Regions from separate parts of the Homo sapiens genome. Here regions 1, 2, 3, 5 and 6 are each linked to region 4. Evidence: chromatin contacts called from ENCODE Hi-C or POLR2A ChIA-PET data. All regions are on one chromosome and are shown on one strand. Each heading gives the region's core, a stretch centred on a gene start or an enhancer-like site at or near the end of the contact. The rest is flanking DNA. Distances are from core to core; before and after follow the strand shown. Region 1 holds the start of PIP4K2B (phosphatidylinositol-5-phosphate 4-kinase type 2 beta). Region 2 holds the start of CASC3 (CASC3 exon junction complex subunit). Region 3 overlaps LASP1 (LIM and SH3 protein 1). Region 4 holds the start of MED1 (mediator complex subunit 1). Region 5 holds the start of CDC6 (cell division cycle 6). Region 6 holds the start of WIPF2 (WAS/WASL interacting protein family member 2).

What was found. A loop is a pair of places that touch in the nucleus more often than their neighbours do. ChIA-PET counts read pairs that join two places held with the same protein, here RNA polymerase II (POLR2A). Pooled maps may share reads with other maps.
Region 1: a pooled map shows a loop between it and region 4 (23-fold over the local background). The contact joins the promoter of PIP4K2B here to the promoter of MED1 in region 4. A Hi-C loop is called at or near these places in 2 of 37 single-sample maps with no recorded cell type and 14 of 50 pooled maps. POLR2A ChIA-PET finds 5 or more read pairs at or near these places in 1 of 52 experiments (activated CD4-positive, alpha-beta T cell).
Region 2: a loop to region 4 is called in a pooled map, with 18 times the contacts of the local background. The contact joins the promoter of CASC3 here to the promoter of MED1 in region 4. A Hi-C loop is called at or near these places in 9 of 50 pooled maps. POLR2A ChIA-PET finds 5 or more read pairs at or near these places in 7 of 52 experiments (A549, AG04450, CD4-positive, alpha-beta T cell and 4 more).
Region 3: a pooled map shows a loop between it and region 4 (4-fold over the local background). The contact joins the enhancer-like site here to the promoter of MED1 in region 4. A Hi-C loop is called at or near these places in 2 of 50 pooled maps. POLR2A ChIA-PET finds 5 or more read pairs at or near these places in 9 of 52 experiments (A549, Caco-2, HEK293T and 6 more).
Region 5: a pooled map shows a loop between it and region 4 (16-fold over the local background). The contact joins the promoter of CDC6 here to the promoter of MED1 in region 4. A Hi-C loop is called at or near these places in 1 of 37 single-sample maps with no recorded cell type and 8 of 50 pooled maps. POLR2A ChIA-PET finds 5 or more read pairs at or near these places in 2 of 52 experiments (A549 and B cell).
Region 6: a pooled map shows a loop between it and region 4 (15-fold over the local background). The contact joins the promoter of WIPF2 here to the promoter of MED1 in region 4. A Hi-C loop is called at or near these places in 6 of 50 pooled maps. POLR2A ChIA-PET finds 5 or more read pairs at or near these places in 4 of 52 experiments (CD4-positive, alpha-beta T cell, WTC11, activated CD4-positive, alpha-beta T cell and 1 more).

What each region holds. Positions count from the first base shown.
Region 1 is chr17:38,798,171-38,801,833 of GRCh38, reverse strand. PIP4K2B (phosphatidylinositol-5-phosphate 4-kinase type 2 beta) reads left to right here and starts at 2,278. Exons shown (of 10, transcript NM_003559.5): 1 at 2,278-2,568. The coding sequence starts at 2,410. It overlaps CWC25 (CWC25 spliceosome associated protein), which reads left to right. Exons shown (of 10, transcript NM_017748.5): 10 at 1-1,393. RefSeq lists an enhancer at 2,283-3,101.
Region 2 is chr17:40,138,747-40,142,072 of GRCh38, reverse strand. It overlaps CASC3 (CASC3 exon junction complex subunit), which reads right to left and starts at 1,536. Exons shown (of 14, transcript NM_007359.5): 1 at 1,294-1,536; 2 at 839-866; 3 at 466-503. The coding sequence starts at 1,524. RefSeq lists enhancers at 1,220-1,519, 985-1,925.
Region 3 is chr17:38,896,541-38,899,778 of GRCh38, reverse strand. LASP1 (LIM and SH3 protein 1) reads right to left here. Exons shown (of 7, transcript NM_006148.4): 4 at 1,260-1,367. Among named protein-coding and RNA genes, the nearest start is that of MIR6779, 17 kb to the left of the region's middle. RefSeq lists enhancers at 46-565, 586-905, 566-1,087, 1,316-1,425, 2,654-3,175 and 1 more. Within about 2 kb of position 1,343, at least 26 of the 41 ENCODE cell types and tissues checked have a DNase peak (open chromatin) inside an H3K27ac peak, as active enhancers do; they include endothelial cell of umbilical vein, where a contact is called at or near this core.
Region 4 is chr17:39,449,203-39,452,649 of GRCh38, reverse strand. MED1 (mediator complex subunit 1) reads left to right here and starts at 1,387. Exons shown (of 17, transcript NM_004774.4): 1 at 1,387-1,612. The coding sequence starts at 1,588.
Region 5 is chr17:40,286,611-40,290,042 of GRCh38, reverse strand. CDC6 (cell division cycle 6) reads right to left here and starts at 2,164. Exons shown (of 12, transcript NM_001254.4): 1 at 1,953-2,164; 2 at 445-635. The coding sequence starts at 622. RefSeq lists enhancers at 1,549-1,618, 1,649-1,828, 1,597-2,404.
Region 6 is chr17:40,217,161-40,220,555 of GRCh38, reverse strand. It overlaps WIPF2 (WAS/WASL interacting protein family member 2), which reads right to left and starts at 1,252. Exons shown (of 8, transcript NM_133264.5): 1 at 1,064-1,252. RefSeq lists enhancers at 633-1,411, 1,312-1,421, 1,862-1,911.

The sequences.
Region 1 (3,663 bases), core at 1,029-3,528, 650 kb after region 4:
CCACTCTGGAAGGCTGTTCCCTGGGGTTGTGATGTTTATCATGCCACTTCCTTCTTACCTGTGCCAACAGACCTATTTCACTGCCTCAGCGTACACCAGACCCTTCAGAAACCTCTCTGGTGTCACCCAGATAGATTGTGCTTACTGAGACAAATGAACGTTTACTTGATTTAGAAGATAATGTGACAGAATGATGTCAGGTTAGGTCAAAGCCAAGGGAGTGACAGAATCTGGAAAATCAAACAATACAAAAAGCCCTAAATGAACTGTTAACTATTTGATCTTTGGATGTAAAATTGTAATGCGTATATGTACAAATGTACAATTTTTACATGCTTTTAAAAAAGGTTAGCTTTGTGAAAATACCTTGTTTGGTCAATGACTTTACTGGGTAATAGAACCACATTGAACCTTGATGGCAAGTAATACAATAAGGCAGGCCAGCTCGTTTTTCTCTCTGAATCTGGCTGGTTTAGGAGGAGCCTGGGTTTATCGACGAGATCTGGAGTATCTATTCTTTTCCACTGCTTGCAGTCTCCAATGTAGGCAGTGTAAAGGTATAGTAAAATGATTTTAGGAGTCAGAACCAAATTGCCAATATGCTCCATGGCTCCTAAAGGAAAATAAAATGGAAGTTTTTATTTTGCGGCTTCACTTCTTACCGTGTAGTAACCTTACTACAATTACAGATTTTCAGGAGTTGTTTGCTAGTCTCTTTCAGTCAGGTACTAAAAAAAAAACAAAAAACAGGCTGGGCGCGGTGGCTCACACCTGTAATCTCAGCACTTTGGGAGGCTGAGGTGGGCGGATCACGAGGTCAGGAGATCGAGACCATCCTGGCGAACACGGTGAAACCCCGTCTCTACTAAAAAAATACAAAAAATTAGCCGGGCGTGGTGGCGGGCGCCTGTAGTCCCAGCTACTCGGGAGGCTGAGGCAGGAGAATGGCGTGAACCCAGGAGGCGGAGCTTGCAGTGAGCCGAGATTGTGCCACCGCACTCCAGCCTGGGTGACAGAGCGAGATTCCGTCTCAAAAAACAACAGCAACAAAACAAAACCCTCGAGGGGCCACTCTCCTGTCTTTACTCCTTTTCCCTTCTCTATTCTTTCACCAGAAGCCCTCATTTGACCAGTGAACTCCTAGGCCCTCTTGACCCGCACATTAGCTGGGCGATTTCCTTGTTCTGCTAATTCCTAATTCTGCTTAAAATGTATTTGGATTTCTGTTTTTGAACACTTATGATGCCAGGCACTGTAATGCTTGAAACCCGATCTTTCCCTAGAGAATGTAACATACGTTTTTATTCATTTAATCACTTCATTATGCCGGGGTTAATTATGTTTATTTTATAATTGGTAATAAAGGCCACATTTATTTTTGTAACTGTTTAAAGAGCGACCACCTGTGGAGTACCGTGTTTACGAATTTCCATGCAGAAAGAACAACGTTGACCTGTAATTTGTGTCGAATATATGGAGATCCCTCATCTGAGAATTATGTAACAAAGCGTGGGGCAGTTTACTCAAAGATTTTACGAAATGAGCCAGAGTAAGACGATTAGTGGGATAGGTGTCTGAAGGTGCTGGCGGCCTCTGAGCTCTGACCCTTTGCGGGGAGAACAGGCAGCAGGTGGGTGGGCGCGGGGCCCATTCATAAAAACCAGTGTTCCTGGCCTGCTTCTCTCATTGGCCCTGGGGGCAAGGGGCGTGCCCCGCGGGTGGAGCGCGCCCGGGGCCCAGCAGAGTGGGCAGATCCACGCTTAGGTGGAGCGAGGGGGCGTTCCTTGGCTTTCTAGGCTGGACTTTCTCTTCCCCTTGCTGCGTCCCTCCTCTCCCCCGGGGTGGGCATGGTACGTCCCGCCCTCCTCGCATTCCCGTCCCTCCTTCCCTTCCGGAGCGGTGGCATCGCCGCCATCTTGGCATTCGGGTTGCGGGAAAGAGCCAAACCCTGGCGTTGGGGGGCCCGGGCGGGGAGCCCCTCCCGCGGTCCACAGCGACGCCTGCCCAGCCCTCCTCCCCTTCCGGCTCCGGCACGGGGCCCCGAGGCGTTCGGAGGCCAGGCGGGTTTCTGTCAGGCCCGGGGAGGAGGGGCGGGCGGGGCGGCCGCTGCCTCCCCGGGACGGGCCGTACCACGCGGACGGGGAGGACGGGGCCAGGGGACTGCAGGGCGGCTGCACCGCCCGGGGGCGGGGTGCGGAGCGGGCCGGCGGGCTCCCCGGGGCGGGGCGGGAGGGCGGGGCGTGGGGCGGACGGAACCACCGGGGCGGGGTGGGAGGTAACGGGACGGGCGCGACCATGGCGCGGTGAGGGAGCGGGGGTGGGGATCGGTCCGGGGGAGGCCTGAGGCCGCTGGCTTGTGCGCTGTCTCCGCCGCCCCCCTCTTTCGCCGCCGCCGCCGCCGCCCCGGGCATGTCGTCCAACTGCACCAGCACCACGGCGGTGGCGGTGGCGCCGCTCAGCGCCAGCAAGACCAAGACCAAGAAGAAGCATTTCGTGTGCCAGAAAGTGAAGCTATTCCGGGCCAGCGAGCCGATCCTCAGCGTCCTGATGTGGGGGGTGAACCACACGGTAACCAGCTCCTGCGCGCCCCTCTGAGCGCGGCCCCGCGCGCTCCCACGCCCCCTGCAGCCCTGGGCCCTTGCCCCGCAGGCCCTGCCGGTGACGCCTGCCACCCCTCGCCAAGCCACTTGCACGCCCACCCCACCCTTGCACGCCTTTCGGCCCCGTGTGCACTCCCCGCACGCCACGCGAGGCCTGGTGTCTCTGTGGTCTGCCGTCGCCACCTCCCCTTCCCTCCAGCCCTTCTGGCTTCCTGCGTGTGGCGTGCTCGCTTGGGGCAGCCCATGGAGCGCAAAGGCAAGGCCTCAGTGCAGTGGAGTCGCTTTCATCCCTGCTTCTCCTCCTCCCCCCTCATCCTGTTTGTGAGGGTGTATATTCCCCCTTGTTCCTTACAGCCGGCTGCCAGCTCTGTCAAGTAGCAGTGGTCTGCCCAAATAGTCCTCTCTTTCTGATCGTTTGGTTGTTGTGGCTGCTCAAATTCTTCCATCCTCCAGGCCTCCTTACCTTTGAATGTAGAACTCCACCCTGGGTTTCCTTTTTTTTCCCTCTTGAACAAGATGTATCAACTGGAGAAGCACAGGCTTCCTTGAACCAGACACTTCACCTGGGTCTCTCTGGGTTAGGGAGAAGAAAGAATGGCTATTAACCATTTGAGAGAAGAGGATGCCTGGTTATAAGGAGGGACTATTCATAGTAGAAATAATATGTCTTCCCATAGTTTTTGAAGGTGATCATTTTAAAGATGTTGACTTATCTGTTGTGTGGCTGCAATGTTGTGATGATGCATAGTGATTATGGTCCTAGATAGGAGAGATAGGTCCCCTGGGTCCTTAGGGTGCTTTGAGATTGTTCAACAGCCCCTGCCAGGAAGTTGGATCCTGACAGTTTAAGCTGGAAGACTGTTTATGTGGTGTTTGTTCAGGGTCTTTATTCTCCCTCTTCCAACCACTTGCTCTTTGCCTTCTGACCATTTCTTTATGAATCCCCACACTAGGAATGAGCAGAGGAAGTAAAAGGACCCGAAACACCAACTTCACTAACTAGAATTTTGGAATAAGGAGGATCAAGCTTGGGTTTCCTGTGGATTTCAGTTCTTTAGGTTCA
Region 2 (3,326 bases), core at 287-2,786, 690 kb before region 4:
AAAGACAGGAAACTTTCTCCTAAAAACAGAAAAATCCCCACCTATAAAATGATGGATGCTCTTGGCACAAAACATTCCGAATCCTACCCTTTCAAAGTCTTCAGATAGATTTGGAAAAAAATAACCAATTGGCTGGCTTCTCAACCTACACTGCATAAAACAAACTGTCAAACATCTTTCAGAGGACTTCAAGATATCCTCACTCTCTTATTTAGAACCTCATATTCTTCAGACAGGAAGAGAAGCCAACTAACAGTATAACACCTGTGGCTTGAGACGGCGTGCCCCAAGTTTTCCCTAGGTCTAAAGTGAACAAGACCTTCTGTAACACTTTTTCAGAAGCATAAATGAAGAATACACAAGAGGATAAACACGGAGGTCATGGTACGTTTGCAACGAAGGTGTGTACACGTTTTTAAAAAGCATTTCTGATCTATACCATAGGAAAAAACCTGTCATACTCACTTCCGAGTCTTCTGCACTTTCATAATCCGAGAGAACAGCTGAAATAAAACAGAAATATGTGGAAAAAAAGAAACCCAGAAACATTTTTTGGCTGCTTATTACAGGTCAGACTAAGAGTCTCATTTAATTCTGACATCAACCTACAACGTGGATAAAATTATAGTCCCCACTTACAAAAGGAGAAACAGGCTCAGAGGGTAACTTGCTGAAGACTATACTGCTAAAGCCTATGCTCTTAACCACTATGTTACAAAAAGGCACTCTGTGGCCCTAAATCCGTGACAGTGTGTGAGAATGTCGATGTTGGAAATAGATGACCTGAGTTTATGTTAAAAAAAACTCTTGTCCTAATGGGGTAAAAGATGCTACTCACCATCACCTTCAATGCCATCTTCACTCTCCTGAAAGAAAGCAGAAGACATGGGTTAGTTCTGTGATTTCCAGAGGTGGGGAGCCCAATAAAGAAATGTGGGTGAAAAGCTGAAGATTCAGCACAAAATGGTTGGAGAGGGAGACAGAGATAGGTAAATCTTTATCAAGTAGTAGCCAAGGCAGGTCTGGTCTCCTTCCCTCCAGCCCCGACTTCTGAATAAAACATCCGCTTTCCATCTCCAGCGGCTCTACCATCCTCCCAGAAACCCCCAATCCTTCTTCTTCCCTTGGAACTCCGGATGCAAACTCGCATTGGGATAACTCCCCTTTTCTCTCAAAAACAAAAAAAAGTCCCAGTATCTACTATCAACTCACAGACTACCTAGCATCACCTACACCCCGCCCCCGGCCGGCTCGCCGCCCGGTCCCCACCCCGCCCCGCCTGCGCGCACTCACACACTCCGACTCCTCAGCACTCTTGGCGCCCCCGCTCTCCACCCGCCGCAGATGAAGGGCCCCGGTTCGGCCTCCGCGCTGTGAAGGCAGAGAGCCGCTGCCGCCGCCTCCGGCGCTACCGCTGCAGCTCCCGCCTCCCCGCAACGGGGAGCCGCCGCTGTCGGAGCCCGAAGCACCAGATTCCTCGTCCTCGGTGTCTTGCGAAGCGCGCTGCCGCCGCCGGTCCGCCATCTTACGGAGAACGGCCACCACCGGCGAGGTACTTACGCACCGCGCCCGTCGCAGAGGCTGCTGGGAGGCTGGATAGCTAGTCCCGGCGTGCTACGCGTGCGGCGCTCGGCCATCCCGCTGTGTGTGTGTGTGTGTGTGTGTGTGTGTGTGTGTGTGTGTGTGTGTGTGTGTGTGTTGGGGTGTGTGTGTGTGTGTTGGGGTGTGTGTGTGTGTGTGTGTGTGTGTGTGTGTTGGGGGAGGGGCGGGGCACTGGGCGGGGCCTAGGCCTGCGGCACGTTTGCGGCCGACCCGGATTACGTCTATCGGTGATGTAAGGGGGCGTGGCGCGGCTCCTGACTTCCCTTGGGCAGGCCTAGGGCGAGGGGAATTGAGACTTCAGCAGCCTCCCGGGTTCCTGGCCCGGCCATCTTGGGCTTCCCGAGTGGAAGGAGTCAACCTGTCACAGCTTCACTGCAACACTAGGGCTGTTTCATGGTTTTCTGTTTCCATTTCTCACTTCTACCTACGTTTGAAGCAGGTCAATTTACTGCATTCCTTTGCTTGGTAAAATCACGAATCAAGGTAAATCTTAAAAGCTGTAGTGCTGCGTCAGATTTGCTGCACCAGCCTTGTTTAAGATAACGGGCGAAGGAGAAACCAGTTGTCTGCAGTGAAGCCAGAGGACTTCTTGTTGCAGCGTTTTCTCTGTGTTCTCATTTCCTCTTCACGTTTCTTCCCACCCCAGCCATCACCTGTCCCAAAGTGCAGGCTGGTATGATGCCAGTATTACCGGTTTTGTTTTGGCTTTTTCGAGGCAGGGTCTCACTCTGTTGCCCAGGCTGGAGTGCAGTAGCGCGGCTCACTGCAGCCTTGACCTCCCAGGCACAGGTGACCTCCTTGCCTTAGCTTCCTTAGTAGTTGGGACAACGGGCACACACTACCACACCCGGCTAATTTTTCTGTTTTTTGTAGAGATGGGGTCTCGCTCTTGCCCAGGCTTGTCTCCTGGCTGGGATCAAGCGATCCTTTCGTCTCAGCCTCCCAAAGTGCTGGGACTACAGGCATGAGCTACTGCCCTTGTCAGGATTTTAGAACCTATTTAAAAATAAATGGTCAGTAGAAACAGATGTTGATTCAAAATCCTGACATTATTTCCTTCTTAAGGTTTATGGAAATTATTTCATTTTGGCAAGGCATTGGCCACCATTGAAAAGAATCAGTGTGTTTTCTTTGGACCATTATAAGGATATACAAAGTGCATGAGCTAAGTTTTTAGTGCACCTACAGGAGTGCACGTTAATAATGTATGTTATCAAACAAAGGCCACCATGGCATAGAATTCTTCCCTGAGTAAAATATTTTTTTTTTTTTTGAGAGGGAGTCTCACTCTGTCTGTCGCCCAGGCTGGGGTGCAGTGGGGTGATCTCGGCCCACTGAAAGCTCCGTCTCCCGGGTTCACGCCATTCTCCTGCCTCAGCCTCCCGAGTAGCTGGGACTACAGGTGTCTGCCGCCAGGCCCGACTAACTTTTTATGTTTTTAGTAGAGATGAGGTTTCACCGTGTTAGCCAGGATGGTCTCGATCTCCTGACCTCGTGATCCGCCGTTCTTGGCCTCCCAAAGTGCTGGGATTACAGGCGTGAGCCACCGCGCCCGGCCTTTCCTGAGTAAAATTTTTATAAATGACATGGTTAAGGATCCTGATGTTTATCAAATTTATAGATAACATGAAACTGGAAGTAATTATGAATGCCTTCAGAGATGAAAGGAAAATTCAAGGCCGGGCGCGGTGGCTCACGCCTGTAATCCTAGCACTTTGGGAGGC
Region 3 (3,238 bases), core at 94-2,593, 550 kb after region 4:
AGTGAGACTCTGTCTCAAAAAAAAAAAAAAAGATCTGAACGCCCTCTAAGTAGGAAGTACTCATTCATGAAAGCTTCCATTCTGTTTTCCCTCTACATAAATGTATGCCTGTCAGATGGGTCAAGACGTACAATGTATATTTTACTGTAGGCTGAAGTCAGAGTTTGAAAGCCACCATTTTGGGCATGGCTGGTTCTGCTGTCTGTGGGCTGCCTGTGCTTCTGAAATCCACCTGACCCACCACTGCAGCCCACTCTATGCACGGCCCAGCCAAGCTCTTAAAGGAGCGCCCTGCTGAGGTGGCCAGGTGGAGGGTAGGAAGGGATGTGGAGCCCAGGGAGTGGGTGCTGAGACCACCGGAAAGCCAGGCTCCCCCGGCAATCTCTATCCCCAGTTCCTCAGCCCAGAGCAACAATGGGCAGCTCACTGATCCCTTCCTGTTCCAGACACGAAGACAGCTGCCTGCCTAAACCCTCCCTGGCAGGACCTCCTAGGCCAGGCTGGCTGGGCAGCCCCTGCAGTTCTGTGTGCGCATCCCCCATGGTTGCTGCTCACCGCAGTGCCCTGCCCCCGCATGCCTAAAGCCACACAGGCTGCTTGCCTGTGGCTCTGCCAAGCAGGAAACTGAGGCCTGTTCTCTGGCCACAGGTGCCATGGAGGGCACACGATGCTGGGGACAGTTGATCCCCTGCCCACTCTCCATGCCCACCCCTGCCACAGCCAGATGCCACTGACCATCAGGGAGGCGGGGGGTGTGAGCCAGGGGGTGCAGGGCTGGCGGGTGAAGCTGGCTGGGGTTTTTACACAGGAAGGAAGAGCAGGCTGATGTGGGGGAGGAGGCCAAGGAAGGGCGGAAATGACTGCAATGTCAGCACCCAGGCGCAGACCAGGGGAGGCCAGGTGCTCCCCGCCCCCCAGTTTTGACCTTTGTGCTAAGATGAGACATGCAGTCTTCACCGATACCCACGATATCCAGAAAAAAGAACAACAGTCAGAGAGAGTGGGGGCTGATTTAGCACACAGGCCCCCACAGAATACAGTCCCTTCAAGAAGAAAATGCTATGCGTGCTGGTGGTCTGGGGGTACACAGAGAAGAGGCATCTGGGAACCCCAAGCTCTTCCCCAGGCCCACCCTGGAGGGCAGGGGTAGTGGAGGCACTGGCCTCATTCACATCTGCCAGGCTTGCGTCTGCCAGGCTGGCAGGAAGGGGACCAAACAGAGGGCAGCAGGGATGCCGCAGGGCAGGGCAAGAGCTCACGTTACTGATCTGGTCCTGGGTCTTCTTGATTCTCTGGAGCTCGGGCGTGTCTGCCACTACGCTGAAACCTTTGCCCTTGTTCTTCTCAAACTCCTCCTTGTAGCGCACCTGCAGGAGGGGAGGAAGAGGGATTGGAGTCAGGCCAGGAGCCGAAAGGGCCTCGGCTTGGGGCCCCTCTGAGGCAGCAACCAGTCAGGAGACAGGGACAGGGAGTCAGCAGAAAGACCCTGATCAGAAGTCCCCAACTCAAAGCAGAGGCCTCAGCCAAAAGGTGTTAGACTCGTAATAATAAGCCACTACCAAGTCTTTGGTGCACAGTGAATGGCAGGCACAGAGTCCAGGGCCTTACATGAACCATCTCATTTAGATCCCACCATACATATAGCCACGCAATTAACAGCTCCAATTTACGGATCAGGAAACGGAGCCACAGAAAGGCAAAGTCCCCTGCCCAAGGTCACAGAGCTTAGCAGTCAATGTCCGGCACTACCAGAGTGCAAACCCTCATCTGCCTGACTCTTGACCCTTCACTCCCTGCCCATCCTGTCTGGAAGCTTATAGGAAAAAGGTTCTTTCCAGGGCTCCCAGGGTGGCCCCAGCCCTCATGTTAGCCAGGATGTGGCCCTGCCCACTACGCCTGGGGGAGCTTTTCAGCAACCAGCTGAGTGAGGGCTGTGCCAAAGGACAGAGTTGGTGCCCAGAAAGGAGGGTGGTGAGACAGCCCCAGGGAAGGCTCCATCAGTGCGCCTTTGACAGGCCCCGCGGATTCTGGGAGCCTGCCGGGATGGCTTCAGAGGCCACCGCCATAGGAGGGGAGGAAAGCAGCGGGGGTCAGACAGCATCTCAGCAGGTCTCCAAGCTCCAGGGAAGAACCCTTCCACCCCACCACAGTACTAGAGGGACTCAAGTCAGACATCAGAAAGGACTTCCCTGGCACGAAAGGAATTGAAATATGAGGAACAGCTTGTCCTCCCCTGAGGGTTTTGAAGAACAGAATGAGGCTGAGAAAACTCATGGAACAGGAAACTATTCCTTGGCTTCCAGAGACTTCACTGTCCACCTCATCAGCCATCTGTTCCAGACCCCACCAGCTGCTTGGATTTCCTCCACGGGGGCTGCACTGTCCTGGACACAGGTCAGCCCAGGACACAAACCCAGGCAGTTCCCTGGCAGGGAATCATCTGGCAGCAGCACCGAGCTGTGCTTGGACTGGAGCGACTGCGCATGCGCATGCAGCCACGGCCACACCTGTCAGGTCCTCTGCACATGCCTGTGGGGGTCAGAGTCCTTGTTTGTCTCCTGAAGCCCCCAGTCACTCATCCATGTGGTTCCCTCTCCTTCTCTGTTCTGATCCAGACAAGAAGGGCTTGGATGTGCTGTTCCCCATTAGTTCAGAAGTGAATGCAGTGGATAGAGGCACCAACCCACCCCAAGAGTCCAGAACCTGCCTAGCACCAGCTCTTCCTCAGTCCTGGAAGCCCTGGGCCAGCACGGTGACTCTTAGTGGGAGGCCCTTTGGGAAGCGGGCATCGGGGAAGGTAGGGCACTCAGAGGCAGAGAAATGTAGCTCCAGATACAGAAGCCCTGCATCTCAAGCCCCTGGCCTCGGTTTCTTCATCTGTAAAAGAGTTGTGACAGAAATCAGGTATAATATGGGGAGGGGGCTTCTTATCACCAAGTCTGGGCACAAAGCCAGGCGGAGCTAGCACTAACGCAGGCTCAGTCTCCCACTTCTGAGTGATCTTGGGCCAACGACTTCACATCTCAAGACTCAGTTCCCACATCTGTAAAATGGGGACCATAACGCCAGTCACTCCAACCCACGATACAGACAGTGGCTCTAAAGCAGCAGCGCACTGTGGAGGGCCAGTGTGAAAGTGCTCTGTCAGCAATGAAGTGCTGAACGAGTGCCAGTCCCCCACTCCGTCCCCTGCTTCCTGGCTTTGCAAGGGTCAGGCCCCTAATCCAGGGGAATAATC
Region 4 (3,447 bases), core at 138-2,637:
CCTATGATTATAGTGACCAATCATATTTTCGGAACTCTAAATAAGATTAGCCTATCAAGCGCTAGGGTTGTGTTTTCATGTTTGTTTATTTGTCTGAGACAGAGTCTTGCTCTGCCACCCAGGCTGGAGTGCAGTAGCATGATCTCGGCTCACTGCAACCTCTGCCTCCCAGGTTCAAGCGCTTCTCCTGCTTCAGCCTCCTGAGTAGCTCCGCGACCAGCCGTGTTTTCATGTTTGTATTAGCAGCTCCAAATATACACATATTAGGACTCCACAGATGCTTACTAAGTGAAGAACACTTAGTTTGAGGATAGTAAAGGATACAGTTTTTTCTTTTTGAGACAGTCTCACTCTGTCACCCAGGTTGGAGTGCAGTGACGCGATCTCTGCTCACTGCAACTTTCGCTTCACGGGTTCCAGAGATTCTCCTGCTTCAGCCTCCCGAGTAGCTGGGATTACAGGAGCGCACCACCACACCTGGCTAATTTTTGTATTTTTCGTAGAGACGGAGTTTTACCATGTTAGCCAGGCTGGTCTCAAACTCCTGACCTGATGATCCACCTACCTTGGCCTCCCAAAGTGCTGGGATTACAGGCATGAGCCACTGCGCCTAGCCAGAAATAGTTTTGAAACTAAAAAAATGAGAAAAGGGGAATTAACTGTGCTATAGGCTCGCTTTGAACGTCATGTTACAATGCGCCACTATCTTTCTTAGGATGTAATTATTGCATCTAGTATCTCAGGTTAAACTTATCTTTCATAAGACACTCCTGATACCAATAGCCTTTGAAAATCTAGTCATGGCCGGGTGTGGTGGCTCATGCCTGTAATCCCAGCACTTTGGGAGGCCGAGGCGGGCGGACAGCGAGGTCAGGAGTTCGAGACCAGCCTGGCCAACACGGCGAAACCCCGTCTCTACTAAAAATAGCTGGGCGTGGTGGCGGGTGCCTGTAATCCCAGCTACTCGGGAGGCTGAGGCAGGAGAATCGCTTGAACCCGGGAGGCGGAGGTTGCAGTGAGCCGACATCGTGCCATTGCACTCCAGCCTGGGCGACAAGAGCAAGACTCCATCTCAAAAAAAAAAAAAAAAAAATTAAAAAAAAAAGAAAAGCTAGTCTTTCAGTACAGGGATCTGGAGATTTTAATTTGCGAGCTGTTTAACTGCTAAAATAAAAAAAAAATGGCGGTTTCCGCAGGGGAGCCGAAAGCTACCGGCCGGCAGGTTTAATATCCAGCGGCGCGAGGCCTGAGACAGCTCAGATCAAAGGGAAGACTGCGCTGAAAGAAATCTCGCGAGGCCGACGCATTGACCAATATTCGCGAGATTTCGATGCCCTGTCCTCTTCCTCTCTCTGGCAGGACCACGGTTTATCTCGCGAATTTTGGGAAGTTCCGTTGGGGAAGATGGCGGCGGCCTCGAGCACCCTTCTCTTCTTGCCGCCGGGGACTTCAGATTGATCCTTCCCGGGAAGAGTAGGGACTGCTGGTGCCCTGCGTCCCGGGATCCCGAGCCAACTTGTTTCCTCCGTTAGTGGTGGGGAAGGGCTTATCCTTTTGTGGCGGATCTAGCTTCTCCTCGCCTTCAGGATGAAAGCTCAGGGGGAAACCGAGGGTAAGTGACTGTAGGGGAAAGGAGGGGGCGGGACACAACTGGGGGAGCCAGTTTGTGAGAGGAGGTTCTTGCAGATGTCCCATGGGGGCCACTTTAGGGGCATAGAGTCCAGGAGAGGGAATGTGTATTAGTTTTAGATTGTCACTATACCCTCCTTGGTGATTATAGAGCTTCGACTTTAGGGCGATGGGGACTCTCAACTTCTGTGAAGATTTCATGCTCGACTAGGGCACTTTTGGCCTAAAGTGGTGGGAGACGGGGCAAATGAATACAAAATCAGCTTACATCTCGTTCCAGAAGAGACGCCTGAATAAATTTAGGGCTGTGTGTAAACGTACTGGAGACTATTTTGGCATCAATGAAATGATTAGGTCCTTATATTTATTAGCAGCCAGCAGTTCTCTACAATGTCAAGTGTTCAGATCCTGTGCCATTGTGTATTTTTAAAGTGCGCTGAATTTCGTTCTTTTATTGACCGAACTACGAACTGCAGAAAAACAACTTTTCTGTGGAACTTTACTAAGATTTTCTAAAGTTCCACACTCCGGCTAAGATGCTGCCTTAGCATTTTGGGCATAGTTCTGTTGATACAGTGAACTGTGTTATTGTTTATCTTCTCCAGTTTCCTCTGAGCTTTGCAGATTAGAGTCCTTGCCTGATTATTTTTGTATAGTTTCTGGCACGTAATAGTCGCTCAAAAAGTGTTGGAGCATCGAAGTACAGATATTTATCAGCAGGTTTCTCAAGAAAAACAAAGAGTGTGTTTTGGAGCAGAGGTCGAAAGGTGAGGCCGGGAGCAGTGACTCACACCTGTAATCCCAGCGCTTTGGGAGGCTGCGGCTGGAGGATCCCTGGAGCCCAGGAGTTCGCGACCAGCCTGGGCAACATACTGAGGCCCTGTCTCTACAAAAAAAATAAAAAAATTGCCGGGCACTGTGGCTCACGCGTGTAATCCCAGCACTTTGGGAGGTTGAGGCGGGTGGATCACCTGAGGTTGGGAGATCGAGACCAGCCTGACCAACATGGAGAAAACCCGTCTCTACTAGAAATACAAAATTAGCCGGGCGTGGTGGTGAATGCCTGTAATCCCAGCTACCTGGGAGGCTGAGGTGGGAGGATTGCTTCAACCCAGGAGGTGGAGGTTGTGGTGAGCCAAGACTGCGCCATTGCATTCCTACCTGGGCTACAAGAGCGAAACTTCGTCTCAAAAAAAAAAAAAAAAAAAAAAGGCCGGGTGTGGTGGCTCACTCCTGTAATCCCAGCACTTTGGGAGGCTGAGGTGGGCGGATCACCTGAGGTTAGGAGTTCAAGACCAGACTGGCTAACATGGTGAAACCCTTTCTCTACTAAAAATACAAAATTAGCCAGGCACAGTGGCATGCCTGCAATCCCAGCTACTTGGTAGGCTGAGGCAGGAGAATCACCCAAACCCGGGAGGTGGAGGTTGCAGTGAGCCAAGATAGTGCCACTGGACTCCAGTCTGGGCAACAAGAGCAAAACTCCGTCTCAAAAAAAAAAAAAAAGAAAAAAAATTGAAAATAAATAAAATAAAAAATTAGCTCCAGGTAGTGGCTCAAGGCTGTAATCCCAGCACCTTGGGAGGCCGAAGCGGGCGAATCACTTGAGCCCACAAGTTGGAGACCAGCCTAGACAACCTGGCAAAAGCCTGTCTCTACAACAGATACAAAAATTAGCTAGGCATGGTGGCACAAGCCAGTAGTCCCAGCTACTTGGGAGGCTGAGGTGGGAGGATTACCTGAATCCTGTAGGTCAAGGCTCCAGTGAGCCAGAATCATGCCACTGCACTGTAACCTGGGCGACAGAGCGAGACCCTG
Region 5 (3,432 bases), core at 915-3,414, 840 kb before region 4:
AAATGAAGAGTAGTCTTAGGCCAGGAGCGGTAGCTCATGCCTATAATCCCAGCACTTTGGGAGGCCGAGGCAGTTGGATCACCTGAGGTCAGGAGTTCAGAGACCAGATTGGCCAATATGGCAAAACCCTGTCTCAACTAAAAATCCAAAAAAAAAAAAAAAAAAAATTAGCCAGGCTTGGTGGTGGGCGCCTGTAATCCCAGCTACTTGGGAGGCTGAGGCAGGAGAATCGCTTGAACCCAGGAGGCGGAGGTTGCAGTGAGCCAAGATCGCACTATTGCACTCCAGCCTGGGAGATGGAGCGAGACTCTGTCTCAAAAAAAAAAAAAAAAAAAAAAAGAAGTCTTAACTGAACTTAGAAAGCTCCTTCAAAGGACACACATCTTACCAAGAAAAGAAAGGTCACGAGCTGCTAGTGAAAAAGTGATATAATGGATGGTTTACCCAGACGTTTCCTGGGGCTGAGAGGCAGGGCTTTTACACGAGGAGAACAGGTTACGGTTTGGACATTTGTTGGTTCTAGTTTGGCATCACTGGAGTTTTTAGCTTTGTTCAATGCCCGAGACAGCTTCCTTTTTGGAAAACTGATTGTAGCCTGTGCCTGGGATCGGGTTTGAGGCATGACGACAGCACAGCTAGATTAAAAAAAATAAGAGGACAACTAGTCAATATGTGAAAGTGAAGAGAAAATAACTAACATGGAATTTATTTATACTGATGATTAACACTTATTTCCTAATTATGTTATCACACTTATTTTAGCATTCACTTTTGCTTCACATCCAAATCTATGCAAGAACAGCTGACATTTGTTGTCTACCTACTACGTGGAAGGGCGCTGTTATAAACACTTTAGGTACCAACTCGTTTAACAACGATCTTAGGAGTAGGTACTATTATTAGCCTTTATTTTACACATGAGAAAACTGAGATAAACAGTGGCCCAAAGTCACAGAAAAACAGGAATGTAACCCCGGGCATCTGGTGCCAGAGCCCAAGTTCTTAACCAATTGAGCGATGCAATAACAAGTTACCTGAAATGGGCCGGGCGCGGTGGCCCACGCCTGTAATCCCAGCACTTTGGGAGGCTGAGGCGGGCGGATCACCTGAGGTCAGGAGTTCGAGACCAGCCTGACCAACATGGAGAAACCCCGTCTCTACTAAAAATACAAAAATTACGGCCAAACGCGGTGGCTCACGCCTGTAATCCCAACACTTTGGGAGGCCGAGACGGGCCGAGACCATCCTGGCTAACACGGTGAAACCCCGTCTCTACTAAAAATGCAAAAAATTAGCCGGGCGTGGTGGTGGGCGCCTGTAGTCCCAGCTACTCGGGAGGCTGAGGCAGGAGAATGGCATGAACCCGGGAGGCGGAGCTTGCAGTGAGCCGAGATCGCGCCACTGCACTCCAGCCTGGGAGACCGAGCGAGACTCCGTCTCAAAAAAAAAAAAAAAATTAGCCGGACGTGGTGGCGGGCGCCTGTAGTCCCAGCTACATGAAGAGGCTGAGGCAGGAGAATGGCTTGAACCCGGCAGGCAGAGGTTGCAGTGAGCCGAGATCGCACCACTGCACTACAGCCTGGGCGACAAGAGCGAGACTCCGTCTCAAAAAAAAAAAAAAGTTACATGAATTGATTTATATAGAACTTCTAGTTTCCTCCCTCCAGGCACGCGGGGTGTCTTTATCACCAGTTCAGCCCAGCACCCGCCACATTTAGTCTCTTCTATCCCAAGCCCTCACACTGCAGCTCAGTCTTCCCTCAGTTCTTTCCGCCCCTGCACTCAGTCCTCATTCTAGGCAGCTCTCAACGCACCCCAGAATATTTCCTTCCTACAACTTTCACCTCCTTCACACCACGCATAACTGCTAGAACTACCCCGAGGGCACCTGCCCTTTCCCTGATCCCGACCTCAGACCTCCAGCGAGCTCAGCTCTTTTCCCTTCACTTCACCTCAGGCCTCGCCGGAACCCGCAGCCTTCACCCAGCTCCGCTGCCTCACAGACCCCAGGCCTCCTCGAGCAATCCTCTTCTTTCCACCTCCTCAGTGCAGGATCCTTCTCACGTCTCTCACACGCAGCCTCTCGGACTCACCACCACAAGCCCCTGAACAAACTGCACAGCGGCAGCAGCAAACTCCAGCCGCGCTCGCGCCAAATCCGAATGGCCACAGCGTTCCCACCTCCCGCCAAAGCCCGGCCTCGATTCTGATTGGCTGTAGTCACAGAGCCTTTCGCCTTGGGCACCGCCTCTTTTTTTGCTACCAATCCAGTGGAAGAGTTACAGCCAATGAGAGAGCCCCAAGTCTTAGAGTCGCTGTGAGGCCACGACCACTGAACGGGGGAGGGAATCTACATCCGGGGCCTCGGTGGAAAGACGCGCGATTGCGGCAGGGCGACTCTGGGTAAAGCGGGCCGGCCCGCCGCAAAGCACGCTGGGAGGCGTAGTCTTTGCTGCCGCGCAGTCGCACTCTTCCTTCGACTGGAAGTGTCAAGATGTGGTTCCCCTTCTCACTGCCTAAAGTACCCATTTGCATCATCCTGATGGGCTAGATTTTCAGAACTGCTACATGATACCTACCGTTTTGGGTTCTGTGCGCCAGGTATGATGCTAGGCACTTTCCTTACCTCTCTAATGCTCAACCTCGCAAAGTACAAAGCAAACTTCTATACAAGGTTAGAGGTCACAGCATCTTGGTGACAGTGAAGAGCCTAGGATCCAGATCTCCTGATGGCTGAACTAGTGATTTTTATGGTAAAGTTCTACACACCTATATAAAGAAAAACTATGCTTCATCATAGTATCTCTTGATTTGTGCTTCAAAGGTGAGAAACAGAGCCAACTCTTTACTTTTATTTCGTTCAACCTAAGAATATTATGTTCTGTGCATCTTCTTACCATTAATCCACACATCATGGGGAGGGAATTATGACCCCTTAATTTTAAAATCTTTTATGGCGAAACACTAGGGTTTCAGGGCCAGGGAAGACAGCTATATAGAAGAGGCAAGCTGAGTTTTTAATGAAAAATATAAATTAGCGCAGTAATTTGAAGGCCAGCTTCCAAAGCCAATAATTCATCTAAGCCTCAGGTTCCTTTAGAGGCCAGAACCCAATTCTAGGTGATGGTAAACATTTATCTTTTACCCCTCAGTAACAAACAAAATAGAGCCATAAAGCCTAGAAAGAGGGAAGCAACAATATTACGATCATCAGTGAATTGGTACCTAGTTCATGAAGAGAGCCAATATTGAGTGCTTAAGTGTATGCCAGGGGCTGTGCTCAGTATTTTACCTACATCACCTTATTAATCTTCACAAGCACCCCCATGAACCTGGTGTTATTTCACTTTACAAATGAGGGAACTACAGTAGAGGGGAGTTGAGTAAACTTGCCCAAGGTCACACAACTAGTAAGTGGAAGAGCTAGAATTT
Region 6 (3,395 bases), core at 3-2,502, 770 kb before region 4:
GGGAGTAGTGGTCACACCTGTGGTCCCAGCTATTGGCGGGGCTTAGGTGGAAGGACCACTTCAGCCCGGGAGGTCGAGGCTTTAAGGAGCCATGATCATGCCACTGCACTCCAGCCCGGGCGACAGAGTGAGACCACGTCTCTTAAAAGAAAAAAAAAGAAAAAAGAATTCCATCACATATCAGTTCCTTGCCTCAATGCTATTTTTAAGAACTTTCCTTCCTGATAAAAAACTCGACCATACACACTGCCATGCTGAACACTTTAACATTTCCATCTTGGCCGGGTGCAGTGGCTCACACCTGTAATCCCAGCACTCTGGGAGTCCAAGGTGGGAAGATCGCTTGAGCCCAGGAGTTCAAGACTAGTCTGAGCAACATAGCCAGACCCCACCTTTAAAACAAAAAAAAAAAAATTCCATCTTCCCTCACTTCACACCACTTCAACATGAACCCTCAACTCCAGACGTTCCAATGCGCATCTTAACATTCTCAATCCAACCTTTAACTAAATTCTGATTCCTTTTCAAAGAACGCTCTCAAGATTCCCTCTAGTGTAAGCAGTTTCCCGAGCCATCTTCCCAAACACTAGCTTTCACCTAACTCAATCCCCAAAATGTCACACTGGACTCCTCACCCACAGCATCCTGCTAATTAGCCGTTCCCAACAGGTCCTCCGTTCCCGTCTCCCTTTTTGCGCACGATTACCTCGTTCCTCACAGAGTTGCCGCCTTAACTCACCCAACCCTTCAGGAGCCCTTATTGCCTGTCTCTCAAAAACGTTCCTCCCCATTTTTCCAGTCCCCGCTCGCCCCATACCAATATTCGACCACTCCTCCCCAGATTCCCCACGCCCTCTCTCCTCCAGGTTCTTCCGATACAGTCCCCCGGCCCCCCGCCCCTCAGGCCCCACCCGCAAGACCCCTCTCCCCCTCCGGCCCCTCCTCTAATGCCCCCCTCTCTTCTCAAGCCCCGCCCCGAGCCCCCCTCCCCGCGACTTTCCCTCCCACTCAGGTCCGCAGGTCATTTCAGCGACTGACCCAGCCGCCCCGGCCTCTTTCCGACCTGGCCGCAGCTGCTCTGGGAGCGAATCCTCTGCCGCCTACACTCCGGCTTCGTCCTGTCCTGCTCGCCCCCCGGCAAGCTCTTTCTCGCCGTCGCCGCCGCCGCCGCCGCCGCCGCCGCCGCCACCGCCCCTTTTGCCAACCCGGAAATGGATCTGCTCCCACCGTCCCCAGCGTCCGCGAACAAAATGGAGGCGGGGGAAAAAGGAGGAGAGAGCAGGGAGCGGAGAGATGCGAGACGCATGCGCCCCTGGGAAGCCCGCCCCCTGCCGGCCCACGTAAAGGCGGAAGCGGTTGAGTGGACGCCATCTTAGGAAGGTCACAGGAATTCCGCTTACCAGCTAAAAGCTGGGTTTGCAACTTTAGCTGCAATTGGAATCACCTGGCAAGATTTAAATACTATGATGCCTGGTTCCCACCCCTGGAAATTATAATTTAATTCTGGGGTGCAGCCTAGGCATCAGGAAATTGTTGCAGGTGATTCTAACGTGTTGCCAAGGTGGAGAACCACTGAGCTAAACAGTCATTGTTGAATATACTCCTTTCGTCTTTAATCCGCCGCACACACACACACCCTCCCCCCTAAATATCCTTCCTTAATCTCGAGTTAACGAAGAACCCGCCTCGGCCAACCTTGCAAAGGCCAAGTAGTCAAGCTCCGGTTGTCATGGCAACAGAGGCAGGCCACTGCTCACAAGTCATCATTTACGTCATCTTACCCACCTGACTCGAACACCGTCTCTTCTTTCTCGGGCTGGGGTTTCCTCCAGCTTCCAGGGCTATAGGATGGTGCTGTGGACCCCTCCAGCTGCTTGGGCCAGAGAGAGAAATCCTGTGCCCTCTTTGATGGAGCTGCTGTTAAACCCTGACAGCTGACTAAGTATCTCTCCCTAGTCCACCCAGAAAAGCGCTTTCCATTATAGCTTCAAAATACTCTTGGTTTAATTCCATTCCCAGCACAGAATCCGAAGTAAGGGGGCAAGATTGGGACTTAGTCCCCATTACTTACAAGCTGTGTGCCATTGGGCCTTAGCTACCCTATCTGTAAAATGGGTCTAATAGTGCCTGTCCCGTCTGTCTCATAGAGTTGTTGCAAAGCTGAAATCAGTTAATGAATGGGAAAACGTGATAGAGCATAAGTTGTTATTATTTTTGTTTTCCTTCTATTCTGCCATGAGTAGTACTAGGCACCACCCACTAGTCAAGTAAATGTCACATTGAGTACCTGCTAAACACCAGGAGATGGCTACAGAGGTGACTAAGACAGAGCCTCTGCCCTCAGGGAACTCACTACGTTGGTGGGCAGACTGGCATAAACAGCTAGCTGAGATACAAGTCAGCGTGTGATTAGTGCTGTGGGACGTCAGACAAGGGAGCAATTAATTCCTGCTAAAGAATGGAAGGAGGTTTCCTAAATGGTTTGGAGCTGGGCCTTGAAGGATGAATGGAATTTTATTATTAATCAGAGAAGGCAGGGAACACAGCAGGCATAGGGATCAAGGACACGAGGTAAAGATTTTCAGCTGTCTACATCCTGCATGGCCATACGTGGGGCGATGGAGCCAGGGAGATGGTGGGTCCAAACACCTTACCAGAGCCTCCCAACTCTTCAACCTCATCCCCTGCCTGTCCCCTCCTCACTCACTCTACATTATGAGGACCTGATTTCTATCACTGCAATGTACCCCATTCAGCAGTTCCCACCTCAGGGACTGTGTACTGGCTATCCTCCGCCTCTTCCTCATTTTTCAAGCCTTACTGCAAATGCTTCGTCCTCAGAGGGCATTCACTGCCCACTGTAGCTAATGTAAAGCCCCATGCTCTATCACACACTCTGTGATAAGGGCAGCCGCTGGGATGAATATAGGGACATCTCACCCAGACTTGGGGAAATAGTGATATAGGCTTCATGAAAAAGGTAAATGGCCCAAGTGCAGTGGCTCATGCCTGTAATCCCAGCACTTTGGGAGGCTGACAGGGGGGATCGCTTGAGCCCAGAAGTTCAAGACCAGCCTGGGAAACATGGTGAAATCTTGTTACTACAAAAATTACCCGGATATAACCGGGCACGGTGGCTCACGCCCGTAATCCCAGCACTTTGGGAGGCCAAGGCGGGCAGATCACCTGAGGTGGGGAGTTCGAGACCAACCTGACCAACATGGTGAAACCCCGTCTCTACTACAAATACAAAATTAGCCAGGTGTGTTGGCACATGCCTGTAATCCCAGCTACTTGGGATGCTGAGGCAGGAGAATCGCTTGAACCCAGGAGGCGGAGGTAGCGGTGAGCTGAGATCACTCCATTGCACTCTAGCCTGGGCAACGAGAGTGAGA